Regions from separate parts of the Mus musculus genome. Here region 2 is linked to region 1. Evidence: chromatin loops called from intact Hi-C (ENCODE). Cell type or tissue: gastrocnemius. All regions are shown on one strand.

Region 1 (2,500 bases):
CTCCTTTCTTAGACGTTAGAGGACAACTTTCTGAGAGACGCCTTCTGCCATGCTTGAGGCAAGGTCTCTCTTGGGCTTTGGTCACTGTAACACGCATTCCAGGGTAAGCAGCCCTAAGGCTTCTGGACATTTCTCTTGTGTCCATTTTCCATCTTGCGGTGTGTGAGTTCTGGGGTTACCACATCTGGCTTTTGTTTGTTTGGTTTTGAGACGGGGTTTCTCTGGGTAGCTTTGACTGTCCTAGAACTCACTCTATAGACCAGGTTAGCCCCAAACTCACAGAGATCTGACGGCCTCTGCCTTCTGAATGCTGGGATTAAAGTCATGCACCACCATCGCCTGGCCACACCTGGATTTTAAAAAGTAATGTGGGTTCTAGGATCCAACTCAGGCTATCAGGCTTGCACACCAAACCCTTTGCCCATGAGCCATCTCCTAGCTCTACATCACATCTTAAAAGTAGGGACGTGGCAGGCTTTGTGGTAGAACATTTGCCTAGCATGCATGAAGTCTTAAGTGTGATCCCCAACACTGGGAAATAAAACAAACAACAATAACAACAAAGAATGGCAGCAGCCACTTTCAGTGAGATAAGAGCAGCTAAGAGTCAGAGGATAATGGCTCTTAGGGGTTTCTAGCTAATGATCACTATGTAAGTCATGGATCTGTCTGGGGGAAGACACCTAAAGAAAAACGCTTGCCCACAATTCCCACTGCTTTTGGATCTGTGTCCAGACTCTAAGCCGTTAATTTGTACAGGAAGCCGGAGCCTACACTAGTACAGACAGCTCAAATTCTAATGTAGGAGTACTGCTTTTCATTGCCTTAGGGGGGAGCCACGGGGATCTCCTGGCAGAAGACAATTGGGATAATTCTGGCCCTACTGAATCCTCAGTCTGAGTTAAGTAGTTATAACACTGTTTGTGTCACAGGGCTGATGCATGATTGGAGAAAGATGAATGTTGACACATCTAGTTTACTGCCCGGCACAGAGTAACTGCTCAATAGGTATTTGTTTCCTTCCTAAAGTTGCAGAGAAGACGATGAGATAATCCCTGTGAAAGGGCTATAAACGTAAAGTTCTGTACAAATGTTAACTTCCATTGTCACTTTCTTGCCAATGTTTCTAAAGTCCAGAACATAACAACTCCAGAGAAGTAGACTGAGCCCATTGTTCTAGGAGACACAGGAATTCAATTCAGTAAACAATTATGTCCCCCTTCCCCCCTAAAAGAGCCAAGGACAATCGCTGCCATTTATGGAACCTCCAAATGCAGGCCCAGTGTTGGGCAACAGGAATACAAAGACGAATAGACATCATCCCAGAACTAGATGCACGTCAGATGGTGGTCACTAGGAGGCGTGGCAGATTAAAAAAAAGAAGTCCAGGAAACGTGGCAAGAGGTGTGTACAGACTGAGAGCTCCCAGAAGACAAGACAAGTACCTATGAGAGTTACAAGTGTTTTACCAGGAAATGGTATTTATACAAGGGCCTTGCGGGATAAGTAAGATTTCAGCAAGGGAATCCTTCCAGATAGAGATAACTGATCATAAGAAAGAAAAATAAAAACGCGAAGGTTTTCAAAGTGCACCCTGTGACCTTCAGAATTATAGTCAACAACATCATAAGCACATTGTGATGGAAACCTCAGCCTGAGGAATACACGGTAAGGGGCTTGCTTTCCCGTCCCTAACTCAAACTAGAGTTTCAGCGGCGTCCCACCCACCGGGCACTCCATACTGAGGCCTCCGCGGAAGAACGCGGTGAGGACCGGGCACACAAGAGCCCTAGGTCCTGGCCACAGCACTGTCCGTTAACTCCCATCATCTCACCATTTTGCCCCGCACAGGATAAACCACCGATCCGCCACCGGAAGAACACGTCGGCAGGAGCAAGCGCACTGAGCAACAGGAAAAGGATGTGGTCCCTTGCGCGTGGCATTGTGGGACTTGTAGTCCCATGTTCTCAGGAGTAACGGGAACTAGGACTATGCGGACCTGCTGTGAGTAGCATGGAGTCGGACTGTGGGAAAGGGTGGTGTGAAGTTTAGGTTTTAATTCATTTTTTCCCCAGAAAGAACGCCCACTATGAAAGCTGCTATCGGACCTGGTGGGGCATACACTACATTTCCCAGGAGGCTGTTCGCGCCTGGCAGATCACGTGACGAGAGCGCGGGCTTTGGAAGGCGGCGAAGCTGGGAACGATACTGAAAGAACGGGCTCGGGACTGTCCAGAGAACGCTGTGGACTCCAAACCACTGCTAGCTGCTTAAGGCTCGTGCACTCGAGACGGGGTGAGGTCTCGCGGAAGCGTCTCTGAAAGCGGCAGAGCCGCGGGAACAGCACCGGGCAGCCCGGGCTTGGGCCATTCGCTCTGCTCCGAACATTCCTCTTCGCCGGTAGGAAGAAGGTAGTACCCTCCTTCCAGTGAGGACTCAGAGACCAGAGCGTGTTCATCCTAGGGCCCTTGTGAGGAGTATGGAGCGGGGAAGTTCTGTG
Region 2 (2,500 bases), 290 kb after region 1:
TCTTTGCTTATGCTCCCTGGGAAGAGGACAGGTTTTTTTTTTTGTTTGTTTGCTTGTTTTGTTTTTCATCTCCCTGCCCCTGTAATGTGCCCCTCAGAGAGGCATGACTCACTAAAGGCTCTGCACAAGGACATGACCCATGTTTTCAAGGTCCTGGGCTTGGTCTAACAGGTGCATAAGTTAACTCAAGAATATAGTTTATTTTTTAAAAAATTGTTTATTTACCTGTGTCTTAGGGTTTTATTGCTGTGAACAGATACCATGACCAAGGCAACTGTTTTAAGGACAACATTTAATGGGGGCTGGCTTACAGGTTCAGAGGTTGTTCATCATCATCAAGGCAGCGGCATGTAAGTGTCCAGTCAGGAGTGGAGGAGAAACAGAGTTCTGCATCTTCATCTGAAGGCTGCTAGGAGAAGAATGGCTTCTAGGCCGTTAGGACAAGGGTCCCAAAGCCCACACCTGCAGTGACACACTTTTTCCAACAAGGCCACACCTACTTCAACAAGGCCACCCCTCCAAATAGTGCCACTACCTGGGCCAAGCATATACAAACCATGATAACATGTATAGGTGTTTCTATGCTAGGATGTCTCCGCACATGCCTGGCACCTGCAGAAGCCAGAAGAGGGCGTCAGATTCCCTGGAACTGGATGGAATTACAGACCAGTGAGTGGTTGGCCATATGAGTGCTGGGAACTGAACCAGGGTCCTCTGGAAGATAATGTAGTGCTCTTAAATGCTGAGCCATTTGTTTATCGCCGCCCCTGTCAAAGGTTGCTTATGGACTTGTATTGCTCATACAAGAAAACACTTTTTTTTTTTTGGTGGGGGTGAGGATGGTGAGATGGGCGGCGGTAAGCCTGTGACAGGTTTTGGGAATTTCTAAGTAGGATGTAGGAACAGCAGGTATTCTAAGGGAATGTATATTTTCCTGAAAAGGCCACAGTTGACTGGAAGTTGTTAAAAACCTGAGGTTGTTGTCCCTGGGTGGGCTTGAACCATCAACCTTGCCGAATGCCTTAATTGAGCCACAGAGACAGTAAGGGAACTGTGTGTGTGTGTGTGTGTGTGTGTGTGTGTGTGTGCACGTGTGCCTATATTTAGGTGTACCCAAGGCCAAGCAAATAGAGCCTCACTATGGAAGACTTCTGGAGTAAGATCTTGTGTCTGATAGCAAGTTAAGCCTTTACCCCCAACAATAGTTTGATTTTCAACCAGGGGTATGCTAACCTAGCATGTGGGAAACACAGAGGAAACACAGAATTCAAAACACTGCAAACAAGAAAAAAAAAACTAACAAAACTCCCAAACAAACAAACAAACAAACAAACAAAAAACAACAACCCCCAAATACTGCAAACAAGACAAAAAACAAAACAACCCCCCCCCCCCCCCCCCAGCAAACCAAACCAAACCAAACCAAACCAAACCAAAAACAACCAACCAACCCAAAGACAAAGCTTTCCTAGAACCACAGTGGCTGGCCGGCCTTGTCCTCTGGCTCCCTCAAGTGGGCATTCAAGCAATTGCATTTACTGTCTATGAAGGACTAAGGATATTCAGTAATGACTTCTGAAAGTACTACTTCACAAAAGAAAGTGTGGCAGACTAAAGAGAAAGGGACAAGGCATCAGGAATTCCAGTACATGAACAATAGCTGAGATATCTATCCCACTTGTGAACACACATAAAGGCCAGCAATATTGTAATTAATTTATTTTTCCTTCTTTGAGACAGGGCTTATGCTGCTCAGGTTAGCCTCTAACTCACTCTGTAGCTGAGGGCGATCCAGAACTTCTAGTCTTCTTGCCTTCACCTTCAGAGTGCTGGTATTACAAGCATTTGCCATCATGTCCATTTTTATTCATATTATTGAAGTGTCTTAAATATCATTTTTAGATCTTAAAACTAATCAAAACTATCTCCACAATATTATTCCTCCAAAACACAAACTATTTCTCTTTTGCCTTGGAGGTAAAAATAAAAATCAGGATGCTCTTTTTTTTTTTTAAAAAGATATATGTAATAATACTGCTGCAATTGATATATGTACCCACTAACATATAGAGTATTATGTGTTTTGATTAAAACTGGTATTATGTAGTATCATTGTAAAGATCTCGCTCATGTGTATGTTTGTGTGTGTACGCTTGTGACTGAACCTAGGACTTCACTGTACCAAAGAGCGACACAACTCCAGCAGCTATGAGCATAAGCAGCAAGATGATATGATAGGTCCCGTGGCACATGGTGTCATCCCAGCACTTGGGAGGTGGACGCAGGATCAGGAGTTCAAAGTCGCCCTTGACTTGACTGCAAAGCAAGTTTGAGGCCCACCTATTAATTCAGCTCTTGAGAGGCAGTGGTTGATGGAGGCTCCCGGGAGCCGTGGGCTACGGTGGGTGAATGCACTCACAGTGTATGTCTAAGAGAGAGACGCTGCCTCAACATGTATGGTGGAGAGTGGTTGAGGAAGACATCCATGTCAACCTCTGGC

Evidence for each region. A loop is a pair of places that touch in the nucleus more often than their neighbours do. Peaks named below come from ENCODE experiments on the same cell type or tissue, not always from the same donor. Only the 100,000 strongest peaks of a DNase experiment are listed, where the experiment ranks them.
Region 2: a loop joins it to region 1, with 3.0 times the contacts of the local background. A loop is called at or near these places in 25 of 42 quality-filtered maps.

Annotation. Positions count from the first base shown.
Region 1 is chr19:10,203,599-10,206,098 of GRCm38, reverse strand. Fen1 (flap structure specific endonuclease 1) reads left to right here and starts at 1,706. Exons shown (of 3, transcript NM_007999.6): 1 at 1,706-2,004; 2 at 2,080-2,411. Tmem258 (transmembrane protein 258) reads right to left here and starts at 1,897. Exons shown (of 4, transcript NM_026919.1): 1 at 1,835-1,897. The coding sequence starts at 1,837. In gastrocnemius, a CTCF peak has its summit at 1,367; DNase peaks (open chromatin) are centred at 1,350, 1,922 and 2,125; H3K4me3 peaks cover 1,680 bases; H3K27ac peaks cover 1,564 bases.
Region 2 is chr19:9,915,149-9,917,648 of GRCm38, reverse strand. No RefSeq gene overlaps it. Among named protein-coding and RNA genes, the nearest start is that of Gm50340, 17 kb to the right of the region's middle. In gastrocnemius, a CTCF peak has its summit at 1,528 (motif pointing left); a DNase peak (open chromatin) is centred at 1,512.